Linked DNA regions of Homo sapiens: all the other regions are linked to region 2. The links are chromatin contacts, found by Hi-C or POLR2A ChIA-PET in ENCODE. All regions are on one chromosome and are shown on one strand. Each heading gives the region's core, a stretch centred on a gene start or an enhancer-like site at or near the end of the contact. The rest is flanking DNA. Distances are from core to core; before and after follow the strand shown. Region 1 holds the start of TLNRD1 (talin rod domain containing 1). Region 2 holds the start of ZFAND6 (zinc finger AN1-type containing 6). Region 3 holds the start of ABHD17C (abhydrolase domain containing 17C, depalmitoylase). Region 4 holds the start of CEMIP (cell migration inducing hyaluronidase 1).

Region 1 (2,798 bases), core at 57-2,556, 940 kb after region 2:
TAGCATGTCTCACAGTTCATTCTCAGAAATGCTTGGATATGGCCGATAAATTGAAACGTCATCCTAGTTAAAAGTAACGTTTTTAACTGGCTGGAGAAAGGTGACTTGGGGTTCTAGGAAGGGACAGAGGAACAAACATTCTGTTGGCTCAGCACGCCCAGCCTGTGTTGGGCTGGGCACCTTAGAGGACCTGTTTCAGGACTGCGTGACTGGCGTTTTGCTGGGAGTAGCCCAGGTGTTTTAACCACTTCCTGAAGAACAAGGTTCGGTAAAAAGAGGCTGGGGCGTAGGCGTGGGTTCCTGTCCCTGCCATATGCTGTCTTCCTGATCTTCGGAAGTCACTTCAAGCACCTGATCATCAGTTTCCTTATCTGTAAAACTGGAGTAGTAATGTTTCCCTCCAAACGCCGTCGTATTTAATTCATTTAACAGCAGCCACTATTATTCCATTATACAGACGAATAAATAGACGTTATGAGAGGGCAAAGTGCGCTGATCAGGGCTCATAATAATTCTAACAGCTACTGTTTAGGAACCAAGTACTCAAGCAGCCTGTGCACAATCTCTAATTTCTAGAAGAGAAGACGGATACTTGGAAAGAGAACTTGAACAATGTCATGGAACTCATAAATGGCTTGAGAAAGGCTGATCCTAGGAAATCTGCTTCAGAACCCGCGCTCTCACTGCATAAGGCGTATTTCAAGGGAGGAACGGGCAGGCATCTAGCACCACTCTTCGGACTCCCCATCCAGTGCTCTTTTCCTCTTTTCGTTACACTGCACTGCTGGTCGGAAACCCATCGTGGAAGTGGATCAAACACAACAAAGGGCAGGGGGCGTTGGAAAACCGGGCGAAGTCGCGCAGACCGAGACGACCCACCGGCCCCAGCAAATCACCAGGGGCCGAAATCCAGTGTCCTCCTCCCTTCAGCCCAGAAGCCAGGTCACCTTTTAGACTTGCTCTCTTGGCGGGGAGGAAGCGTGGAGCCCCCTGGTCCGGCTAAGAGCTTACGTAAGGCCCGCGGGCGGCTGCGCCCCGGTCTCCCATGGGTGTGCGCAGAGCCCCCGGGCCGGAGCAGGCCTTCCCCTGTCCGCTCCCCCAGTCTCTCGGCCCAGGACCACGGGGGAGTTCAGGACCACCGGCCCCACGCCGGCAGCGTCCGCGTTGGGCGGCGGCGTCCCCCGCAGCCACCCAGCTTCCCGGGGGAGGAGCAGCGCATCGCGCAAGCATCCGGGAGCGGCGGAGGGGGCGGGAGGAAGGGCGAGAGGAGGAAGCGGGATTTAAACGAAAGGCGGTGACGCCACACAAAAGATTTCTATAGGCTCCAGGGAGGTTACGGCCGAGGCGGCGGCGGCGGCGAGCCCGGGGGCGAGGCGCGGACGGGAACAGGAAAAGCCTCCGGCAGCCCCTGCGGGCGGCGGCGCAGCCACGGCCGCGCTCCGAGGTGAAGCCGCGCGCGGAGAGGAAGCGGGTGTTTTCCCCTCTGCCTTTCGGCCCCCGCCCTTCCTTTCAGTTTCTGCCCGCTCGCTCGGAAGTTGGCGGTTGACAAAAATGGCAGGAGCCGGGGCCCGGGCCGGTTGCCGCAGCGCCGCGGGGACCTTCTGAGTTGGCCCGGTGGCAGGGAGACTCGTGCAGGGGCGTCCGATGCGCGGGGCCCGGGGCCTCGGGAGAGCTCAGCTGCTGCGGGCCCCAGACGAGGCGACAGGGATGGACTTGCGTAGACAGCCAGCGCCGGGCCGCCGGGCGCGCGGTCTGGGAGGGCGTGCCGCCGCGGCGCCGGGCCGCGCTCTGTGAACCGGCGAGGCGGGAAGGGGCCGCCGTGGTGCTCGGCACGCCCGGGCGTGTGGCGGGCGGGCGAGAGCTTGAGCGCGATCCGGGCGGCCGCTGTGCGCAATCAGTGCAGGCTCCCGCCCGACTCTGACTCGGCGCGGCCGCGACAGTGCCGGCCACACCCTCTGCCCCGCTGCCGCCGGCGCCGCTTCCCAAGAGCTGGAGGCAGGAGATGCGCCCGGGGCGGCCGCGCGTCCCAGAGAGCCAGCCCCGGCCGCCGTCGCGGGGAAGTGCCGCCTGGTGGGGTCACGGCGCCTGAAGCCCACGTGCGCCGCCGAGCCCGAGGTGGCCTCGAGCGCGGCGGCTGACAGCACAGCCCGCCTGAGCTGCCTCCCGCGCTCCTCCCCGAGGAAAGGATTTTGATTTCAAAGAAAGGAAGGAAGGAAGGACAACTCCCAGCTTCCCCGTCCCGCCCTCCCCGCTCCGAGGGCCGCGCCAGGCCATGCCCAAGAAGGCGGCGGCGGCGGCGAACCAGCAGAAGGGACTTTCCTGGCAGCCCGGCGACGAGGAGCGCGGACAGTGAGTTTGCTCTGCCCCGGTTCATGGTTCCTGCAAGCCCTCTAGGAGGCCGAAAGCTGCAGCCCCTCCCCTTGCCCCGAAGAGCCTTCCGCGTTCTCTCGCCCTCGGGCCCACCCCGCGCCGCCCGGGCTCCCGCCGCCGCAGCCCAGTGCCCTCTGCCCGCGGCGGTGGATGGCATGATGGTGCGGGGAAGGCACCGCGGCCTTGGCCAGCTGAGTCGCGACGGCCGCCGGGGCGGCGGCAGTGGCCGCGGCAGCGGCGGTGGTAGCGGGCTCCCCAGCGGCATGCCAGTGCCCCCCGGGCGCGATGGCTAGCGGCAGCGCCGGGAAGCCCACTGGCGAGGCGGCTTCTCCGGCTCCTGCGAGCGCCATCGGCGGGGCCAGCTCGCAGCCGCGGAAGAGGCTGGTATCCGTCTGCGACCACTGCAAGGGCAAGATGCAGCTGGTGGC
Region 2 (2,989 bases), core at 433-2,932:
GACCGGTAGGTTGCGTATGTATACTGTTTATTGTTTCTGCTCCCTCTCTTCCCCTGTGTAAGTCAATGAGAGAAGGGCCTTCATCTTTCTTAATGCTGTCTCCAGCACCTACAGCACAGGCTGGCAGAGAGTCGGCATATAGCATTTACTGGGTGAATAGAAATGCAGTATCTTTTAACCCTCATAACAATCCTTTGTGGTAGGTTTTCGTTCCCATTTCACACAATTTTCTTAAGAGCACAAAGCTAGTAAGTGACAGTGGTCTGTCTGCATTCCACGTCACAATGCAATACTATAATCTCTCAATCTCCCAGAACGAATCTGGAACAAAGGAAAGCAGTAAAGGTCATGTAAACCCAATTTCTGCAAATTCATAATAACTGCATATGAAAATCCAACTGGGTTAGGTGCTGGAGTTAATACAACGATAAACTGGACAAGAATCGGAAGAAAAATACATTTAAGACAAAATCCGTAAGACTTGACGCATAACCTTGCTAGTTCAAGAAGCTCTTTCACACATATTATGTTATTTAACCCCCACAAATAGCCTAACAAGTAGGTTTTATTACCATTCCAATCAGGCTTTTGTCCTCCACTTAAACTGTACTCCCCAAGGTGACTTCTGTGTTGCTAAATGCTCAACAGGTACTCACTTCAGGCACAACATTTAAGGGAGCACCAAAAAACTAAGTGATCAAGATGAATAACATTTTTATTTTTTAAAATTAAAATTAATGCAAAAAAAAAATCCATGAATAACAAAATACCAACATTTAAAATAAAGAGGATTCTCAGGACTGGGCTCGCCTACCTGGATGCCCTAACGGAACTCCTCATTCACAATAGGATTGAATGACCTCGAACTAAAGTGTCACGTACTTCCTGCTCGTGATGCTCGTGAGCCCGAACGAAGGCTGAAAAACTTCAGGGGGAGCCATTCTGCCTATCACCCCTAGTTCCAGCGCAGCAGCCCAGCGTGCACCACGCAGGTGGGAACTGACCCCGTGCTTTTGGAACAGGCTGGAACTGGGGGTGCTTGTGCCTGTGCATGTATGTATTGCACACGTGTGCATGCACGCTTCTCGTCTTGCTTCTATTTCCAAGTCCCAGTTCAGGACAGGGCAGAGAACTGCTTTCCAGTATGCGCCCTGAGCTCGGACTTTGCGCTTGCAGACTGAGGCGCCGGCCTGCATGGGAAGACAGAAGCTCAGAATTCCTTCCTGCACAAGTGGCAGGTGGAGTGCAACTCTTTTTGGTGCCTCAGTCCAAGACAGGGACACGCCATTCCCTGCGAGGTGGCAAAGGTACCTGAACCTACATAACCAAGCCCTTAAAGTCTCCGCGGCACCTCTTAATCGCCTTCCCGTAGCTATTGGAGGTAGAGAAACCGCGGCGGGAAGCGCCCCAGAGAGGGCAGTGGAGCAAGGGACACTGGAGGTGCAGAAGGCGGAGGAGCATCTCCTTTCGCTCCGCCCCGCCTCTTTTCCTGCCTCCGGCCAATTGCCGTGCGCTCCGAGCCTTGACCCCGCCTCTCCCCGCCTCCTCCGGCCTGCGGCCCCGCCCGCGCCGGTAATAATTAGCGGGCGGGCGGGGCCCGCGCGTCAGCCGCGGGAGCCGGCCAATCCAGTGGCTCTCCTCCGCGGTCGCGTCATAGGCCGAACAACCAAACAGAAAAGTTTAATAAACAGCGGACGGAGGGGCCGGCGGTGGCGGAGCCGGAGCAAGCAGGGGTTCGGCGGCATTACCTGTACCCATTCACCGGCGGCTACCGGCGGCGGCGCGCAGCGTGTCAGGCGGAGAGACCCGCCGCCAGGTGAGGAGCGCGGCCCGCGGGGCCCGGCTTGCCCGGCGCTGCCCCTCCCCCGCCTGCTCCCTTCCCCCACCCGGCTGCAGCTAGGCGAGGCCCGCCCCCGGCCCCTCCCGGCGCCCGAGAGCCGGAAGCGGAGGGCGGCCGGCCGGCGCAGCAGGTGGTGGGCCCGCGGGGGCCGCGGGCGAGAGGGCGAGGACTCCCGGCTCCGGGGGTGGGGGCCGGAGATCGGCGGGTTCACCTCAGACGGCGCGCGGGCGCCCGCGGCCGGGGGCCGCTTCCTGTCAGGGTGGTCGCGCTGGGGTCGGGAGCCTCAGTTCTTCAGGGCCGCGGAGGCCGCGACGCGCGCCGCCCCGAGCGGGTTGCGAGCGGTTGGCTGGCGGGGGTCGGAAGGGCCCCGGGCACACTGGGGCGCGTCAGTTCCCCGCCTCCTCCGAGTCTCAGGTCCTCTTCGGGATGTTTTTCCACCTGCGGCGTTTTTCAGAAACCAGCCGGAGGCAGCCCGGTGTCTCCAACTCCTGACTGGCACCGGGAAGGGAATTGGTCTCTTTTTTTCCTGCTTGGGTTTAGCTTGCTTAGGATTCTAAATTTTTTGTCTGCTTTTTTGAAATAGTTATATTTAAGTTTTAGCTACCTAAAAAAGTATGAAAGAATATTGTGTTTGAAATCTTTTTAACTTGGTTTTTAAGTCACGTGCTAACTATCCTACACAGTTGGGACGCTATGATTTACCTTCACATCTCGGAAGTTGTAACCAGTTGTGAGGAAGTTAGGACCTTGGGGTTACCTAAAGATAATTTATATTAAGTTGTTGGGCCATAAAAACTGGGCAGAATTGGCCACGCGCGGTGACTCAACGCCTGTAATCCCAGCACTTTGGGAGGCCGACGCGGACTAATCACGAGGTCAGGAGATCGAGACCATCCTGGCCAACATGGTGAAACCCTGTCTTTACTAAAAATACAAAAATTAGCTGGGTGTGGTGGCGGGCGCCGGTAGTCCCAGCTACTGGGAGGCTGAGGCAGGAGCATCGCTTGAACCCGGGAGGCGGAGGTTGCAGTGAACCAAGATCGCGCTACTGCACTCCAGCCTGGCGACAGAGGGAGACTCCGTCTCAAAAAAAAGCCGGGCAGAATTAATGATTTTGAAGCTCCGAGAAACAGGATTAAATTCCTCTTT
Region 3 (2,939 bases), core at 137-2,636, 640 kb after region 2:
AATTAAAAGCGAGGTCCTGAAGGTTAATGAAATCAGTATCGGCAATTCATTTAGATGACGGTGCTCAAAATATTCGTCCTGTGGAAAGTCACAACGAAAGGTAAAATTCTCAGGACATCTGTGAGTTAAAACAACAGACCCAGCGTAGGGATTGTGCCAACCTCCCAGTCTCTAGCTGCCCTGCTGGCAGTCCAGGAAGGGTATCTCCTGTCAGTTCCTGAAAGGGAATTCTTCAGCTGCCAAATCAGGCGGGAAAAAGGAAGTATAGAAGGCTCTGTGGAAACTGGCACCAGAGCACAGTTTCAAGGCACCGAGAGTTATATTTGAAAAATCATGTAAAGGTGGCTGCCAAGATTACAGTAGATTTAAAGCAGTATAAGAATCGTTCATGACTAAGACCACTGAAAAATCCTGGACCCAAAACAACTCTAGAGACACAAACACTGTAAACGATACCTAGTATATACTTACTACCGGAAAATCTGCCACACGTGGGATTAGAAATGACAACCTCAACATGGTTTGTTGCTAAATACAGTACCCTCCTGTTCTAACAGCTGACTTTTATAGATACAGAAATGTACTAAGGGTAAAACCATGCCCTTAGAAAGGAAACGCTGTTGCTACCTATACAGAAACAGCCTCTCCTAATAAGAAACACACTGATGACCACCCTATCCCACAACCCCGGTACCCCTTACGGTGCTGAGAACTTTTGGTACTGAGCCAGTTCAGAAAGCAGCACACACGAGAGCCAAATATTTCGGGCACATTCCAACTCTTGTCCACCCCTTAGTTTCCTTTTCAGTAGACTCCCAAGAACCTCCATCCACGGGAGAAACCTGGATTTGGGGGAGGGAATCCCAGGGGGAGGGGAGGGGAGCGGTCCACCCCGGGACACATGCACCCCCTCCAGGGTCCCCTCTGCAGATCGGCCCAGCTGTCCGGGCGCAGAGCCCCCAGCCCCGGCACCCAGCTTCTCCGGGCCCCGGAGCCGCCTGGAAGCCCCCGTCGGCCGCAGGTCGAGAAGGTGCTTCCCAGGCCGGGGAAGGTGCCCGCGCCCTTGCCCGCAGCGCCCCGCCCCGATGCCCGGCTCTGCGCCGCGTCCCAGCGGCGGCGCCGCCGCGCGGTAACCCGGAAGTGGCGGCGGCGGCGGCGGCGGCGGCGGGCGTGCGGGAGCGGGAACGGGAGCGGGGGGCGGCGCGCACGAGCCGGCCATGGACGCCGCCGCCGGCTTTGTGTGCCGCGCGCGGGCCCGGGCCGCCCGCGCCTCGCCTGGGTTCCGGGGCCGCCGCTGACCCGCCCGGGCTCCGAGCGCCGCGCCCGCCGGGCCGGCCCCGCCTCCTGCCCTCCTCCGCCTCCGCCTCCTCCTGCCGCCGGGCGGGCGGGCTGCAGCCGCCCTCCGCGCTCGCCTGCCAGCTCCCTCGCCGCGCGTCCGTCCTCCGTCCTCCCGGGCCAGCCAGCCAGCCAGCCAGCCGGGCCGGCGGCGGGCACCAGGCCGTCCCGATGCCCGAGCCAGGCCCCAGGATGAACGGCTTCTCGCTGGGTGAGCTGTGCTGGCTCTTCTGCTGCCCGCCCTGCCCGAGCCGCATCGCCGCCAAGCTGGCCTTCCTGCCGCCCGAGCCCACCTACACGGTGCTGGCGCCGGAGCAGCGCGGCGCCGGCGCGTCCGCCCCGGCCCCGGCCCAGGCTACCGCCGCCGCCGCCGCGGCCCAGCCGGCACCGCAGCAGCCCGAGGAGGGCGCGGGCGCGGGGCCCGGTGCGTGCAGCCTGCACCTCAGCGAGCGCGCCGACTGGCAGTACTCGCAGCGCGAGCTGGACGCCGTCGAGGTCTTCTTCTCGCGCACGGCCCGGGACAACCGGCTCGGCTGCATGTTCGTGCGCTGCGCGCCCTCCAGCCGCTACACGCTGCTCTTCTCGCACGGCAACGCCGTGGACCTGGGCCAGATGTGCAGCTTCTACATTGGCCTCGGCTCCCGCATCAACTGCAACATCTTCTCCTACGACTACTCGGGATACGGCGTCAGCTCGGGCAAGCCCTCCGAGAAGAACCTCTACGCCGACATCGACGCCGCGTGGCAGGCGCTGCGCACCCGGTGAGCCTGCCGGGGTCGCCAGGCCTGACTTCCAGCTGTGGGGAGGCGGGGTGGGGGTCTCTTGGGGCCCCTGGGGCGGCCTGCCAGGAGAGGGGCCCCTCCTCCGGGGCTGAGGGCCAGCGGAGAGCCCCTTGGCCGCCGTAAATTCGCTTTTCTTGTCCCACCCTGGCTTGCTCCCACCCTCTCCAAAAACCGCGCCAGCCTTCAGGTTCCTGGAGAGCTCGGACTCAGAGAATTTTGCCTGCTTTGGCTCGCCTGTGTGTCGCCGGCCCACCGGCTGGGTCTTTTGTGGCTCCGGTCACCGCGAGTGGCAGAGTGTGGGTGCTTAAGTACCGGGCAGAAAGAAACAACTTGGTTCGAGTTTCGTTTGTACGAGCTGAAGTGACCTTGGGCAAGGCACATGGGTTTCTAGACTCAGTTTCCTTCCCTGTAAAGTCAGTGGGCGAGACAGGATGGCCTCTAAAAGACTTTCTGGTTGTAAAGTGCGGGCAGGACAATGTCTGGGCAACCTTGGAAACAGCTGGAGCGTCAGGTGGAGCGGGGAGTTTGCCTCCTGGTGGGGCAAAGTAGTGGCACTGTGGGGCAGGAAGTTAGCTGGTAGCTGTGGGCCTGGCACCTTCCACACGGCCTCCATAACAGTCCAGGATAAGTTTGAAACTTGCAGGGGCTGGGAAATCTCTGACCTTAAATTAGCATTCACAGAAGGACTGAAAAGTGTTTAGGGTGGGCCATCTGTGAGCCAGGCACAAACTGGGGGCATGGTTTAGGGGTTAGACCTGGTTGTTTTATAACAAGCAAACCAAAAACCTGACTTTTATTCACTATTAGACAAAAGTCTTATAC
Region 4 (3,167 bases), core at 631-3,130, 720 kb after region 2:
GGATACCAGAGGAATGTGCTGGGCATTTCAGTGCTTTGAGAAAACATAGCCAAGCACTTCTCAGGGCCCATCCCTAGACAGGACCCTGCCTTTACCACTTCATCTCCCAGATGGCTGTGGAGCCAGCCCCTCACCAGAGAGCTACCTGGCTCCACTCAGGCCTCAAATCTACTGTCTGTTGATGGAAAATCCTGCATGTCGTGCCAAGCCAGGCTGATTCAAGGTCGACCTTTCTCCATTTGGGCCAAATGCCCAGCACCCCCAAACCCCTAACACACAACTCTTTGTGGGTCTGGTTTCTGGGAGCTCCTTAAGGAAGAAAAACATAAACAGGAATCATGGTGAGGACTGGGGAGAGGGGCCCTGGGTCGGGGGGGCTCCATTTTATTCGGCTGGAAAGAAAAGGTTGGGGAGGAGGGCTTGCCATTGGATCCAGTTCATTACTTCCCAATAAATCAAAGAAGGGCTGAGAATCCTGACCACCACCCCCAGTAAGGATCAAGTTCCGCTTTCTGGAAGAGGCCTAGAGGTGGATTGCAGGACTTCCCAGTTTAACCAGGTGACAAAGGCTTCTGCTTCAGCCCAGATGTGATCACAGACTTCCACAGCTTCTGCCGACCACAGCCTGGCCTTAAAGTCCAGACCTAGAGTCCCGGAGCTAGTGTGTACTACACAGAATGGAGACCTTGCCTGAGGAGCTGGTTCTCAGAGAACACTGGCAGGAAGGAAGAAAGAAATGTATATTCTAGGAGGCCTCTGCTAACCAGGAAAGGGGGCTGAGTCACACTCTGAAAGGTGGAAGAGGCAGAGAGCAGGTATCAACGCCCTCATTTTACAGATTAAAACAAAACAAGAAAAACAAACACTCCTCACCTCCCTGCAAAAAAACCACCCTGAGGCTCAGACAGGGGAAGTAGCTGGCCCTGGTCACACAGTAGGTTAGCGGCAGAGTTGAGAGGAGACTCCATATGCCCTAGGGATGTGTTGTGATGAACTTTTCCTACTGGTACTGTTTCCTCCCGCGAGGGAATGTCTAGACCAGCCGCACCTTCTTGCTTTGACCCTTCAGAACTTTGGCCTGTCCAGTTAAAGAGGCACAGAGCCCTCCTACCCACAGGGAATGTTTCTAACTTACCAAGCACCTATTATGTGCTTAGAACTTGGACTTTCCTGATCTCATTTAAGCCTCACCATTCTAGTGAGGAAGCATCACAGAACCCATTTTCCTGATGAGGAAACTGAGACTGGGAGGGGTTAAGATCCTGTACACAGTTGTAACTGGCATGTCTGAATCCAGTTTCAAACCAAGGTGCCTTTCAGTGAACACCCAAGCATCTTCCTCTCGGATTAACTGCTAGGCCAATACCAAAATCTCTTTCTCGGGCTACTCTTTTGCTGCTGAGTTAAAAAGAGATCCTGAGACTTAGCCTGGGACCCCGACTCGCGGCGATTCTGTGGCAGGCGCAGACCTTTTCTCCTGTCCTCCACTGCCTCTTTGCCTCGGAGGGCGCCCCGGGGCGCGAGCGGGGCACGGGCGACCCTGGCTCCTTGGAGGCCCGGGGACTTGCTCTCCGCGGTCCGCCGCGGCCGCTCCACCGAGTCCTGGCCTCCAGCGCCCTCACCTGGCTGCTGCGGGCGGGACTCTGCGCACCCGGGCTCCGCGGGCTCAGGTCTGCGTCTCCCAGAGCCGCCGCCAGAGCCCGCCCCGGTCCGGCCCGGGCACAGGGCCCCCGCCCCACTTGGGCAAGGCGGGGGCGCGTGGAGGGAAGTTTCATCGGGGGGCGAGGGAGGGAGCTTCGGTGCCGCGCGGGCGTCAGGGGCTCCTCGGGGGAGGAGTCAGTAAAAGTGGCTATAAAAGCGGCCTCTCGGCTGAGGGCCGGGGAGCTAGCGCTCAAGCAGAGCCCAGCGCGGTGCTATCGGACAGAGCCTGGCGAGCGCAAGCGGCGCGGGGAGCCAGCGGGGCTGAGCGCGGCCAGGGTCTGAACCCAGATTTCCCAGACTAGCTACCACTCCGCTTGCCCACGCCCCGGGAGCTCGCGGCGCCTGGCGGTCAGCGACCAGACGTCCGGGGCCGCTGCGCTCCTGGCCCGCGAGGCGTGACACTGTCTCGGCTACAGACCCAGAGGTAAGAGGGCCTGGCTGGGGGCGTCAGGGATGAGCTGACGGCCCATGCCACGGAAGAGAGGTAAGAAGTGGGGGCCCGCGCCTCCACCCGGCACAGGGTAAACGTTACCCGCCTCAGTTTCTGTTTGTCTGTCCACCCTGTGCTGTGCAGTCTACCTCTATCTGTCTGTTTGTCCATGCGTCTGTTGATGGGCACACGCTCTTGGCACTGTCCTCTGTGGGATTTCTCTGAGATCTTGTGATGCTTTACAAGCTGCAGGTGCCGGGGGGCGCTGGAGTCCCCAGAGGGCATCCAGAGGGGGCAGACTCCTGCTTTCCGTAGATTTTCCCCCTTCTGAATGGCACCGGGGGCTTGCGCCCGGGAGAGTGTCTCGCCGAGGAGGGAGTACCACAAGGGTCAGGTCTCGGTGTCCTGCCGACTGGGAGCCAGCTCACGCCGAGCTCTAGCGGGCGTGCGCCTAGCAACAGGTCTGCGCCCTGCTGCTCCTGCCTCAGCACGCTCTTCCTCCCAGTTTCCCTCGCCTCCCAGTGCCTCCGGGACAGCGCTAGGCACCCAGCGACGCGCTGGCGCGGGGCCGAGCTGAGGCAATTGCAATGTTAGATGAACCCGGGGGGCTCTGCTGATGTTTAGACTGAGACTCCAAACGTGGCATCGCTGGAAGAAGGTCTGGTGGTCCCTGGCAAAGGACGTCGGCTCCAAGAAAGGTCGCGTTAGGTTGTGAGGAAAGGCAGAGAGTCCTGGCAGAACGCTGGCCAGGTCTCCAGCTCGCCGCTCTGGGAACGAAGGCCAGTGACATTCTGGAATGGACCCCAAGGGATGCGTGTGCTCATGAGAGAGGAGCGCTGTGCGCCCTGGGTCCTCAGCCGCAGACACTCTCTGCGACAGCCGCTGTTCCCCAAGGGTCGGACGCTACGGCAGTCCCAGGAGTTCCGCCAGCTGCCGGGTTTGAGGTCCTGAGTCCTTCTCCAAGCAGCCAACGCTACCCACAGGTGAGAGCTCCCTTTAAAAACTAATCTTCTGATGTGTGAGCCAGTGCCTGGCT

Evidence for each region. Hi-C counts contacts between places; a loop is a spot of excess contacts on that map. ChIA-PET counts read pairs that join two places held with the same protein, here RNA polymerase II (POLR2A). Pooled maps may share reads with other maps.
Region 1: a loop to region 2 is called in a map of CD4-positive, alpha-beta T cell, with 6 times the contacts of the local background. The contact joins the promoter of TLNRD1 here to the promoter of ZFAND6 in region 2. A Hi-C loop is called at or near these places in 6 of 168 maps with a recorded cell type or tissue (CD4-positive, alpha-beta T cell, CD4-positive, alpha-beta memory T cell, CD8-positive, alpha-beta T cell and 2 more), 1 of 37 single-sample maps with no recorded cell type and 18 of 50 pooled maps.
Region 3: a map of CD8-positive, alpha-beta T cell shows a loop between it and region 2 (22-fold over the local background). The contact joins the promoter of ABHD17C here to the promoter of ZFAND6 in region 2. A Hi-C loop is called at or near these places in 1 of 168 maps with a recorded cell type or tissue (CD8-positive, alpha-beta T cell) and 8 of 50 pooled maps. POLR2A ChIA-PET finds 5 or more read pairs at or near these places in 1 of 52 experiments (HEK293T).
Region 4: a map of chondrocyte shows a loop between it and region 2 (7-fold over the local background). The contact joins the promoter of CEMIP here to the promoter of ZFAND6 in region 2. A Hi-C loop is called at or near these places in 1 of 168 maps with a recorded cell type or tissue (chondrocyte) and 1 of 50 pooled maps. POLR2A ChIA-PET finds 5 or more read pairs at or near these places in 1 of 52 experiments (activated CD4-positive, alpha-beta T cell).

The regions. Positions count from the first base shown.
Region 1 is chr15:80,999,617-81,002,414 of GRCh38, forward strand. TLNRD1 (talin rod domain containing 1) reads left to right here and starts at 1,307. Exons shown (of 1, transcript NM_022566.3): 1 at 1,307-2,798. The coding sequence starts at 2,656. LOC128071545 reads left to right here and starts at 2,526. Exons shown (of 1, transcript NM_001414893.1): 1 at 2,526-2,663. The coding sequence starts at 2,526. The coding sequence ends at 2,663. RefSeq lists silencers at 935-1,624, 1,665-2,124, 2,475-2,604.
Region 2 is chr15:80,057,994-80,060,982 of GRCh38, forward strand. It overlaps ZFAND6 (zinc finger AN1-type containing 6), which reads left to right and starts at 1,683. Exons shown (of 7, transcript NM_019006.4): 1 at 1,683-1,816. RefSeq lists silencers at 1,361-1,689, 1,386-2,255.
Region 3 is chr15:80,693,924-80,696,862 of GRCh38, forward strand. It overlaps ABHD17C (abhydrolase domain containing 17C, depalmitoylase), which reads left to right and starts at 1,387. Exons shown (of 3, transcript NM_021214.2): 1 at 1,387-2,096. The coding sequence starts at 1,507. RefSeq lists silencers at 105-399, 861-1,020, 1,041-1,150, 1,171-1,590, 1,681-1,730 and 1 more and an enhancer at 1,921-1,990.
Region 4 is chr15:80,777,490-80,780,656 of GRCh38, forward strand. It overlaps CEMIP (cell migration inducing hyaluronidase 1), which reads left to right and starts at 1,881. Exons shown (of 30, transcript NM_001293298.2): 1 at 1,881-2,125. RefSeq lists a silencer at 1,503-1,782 and an enhancer at 2,403-2,908.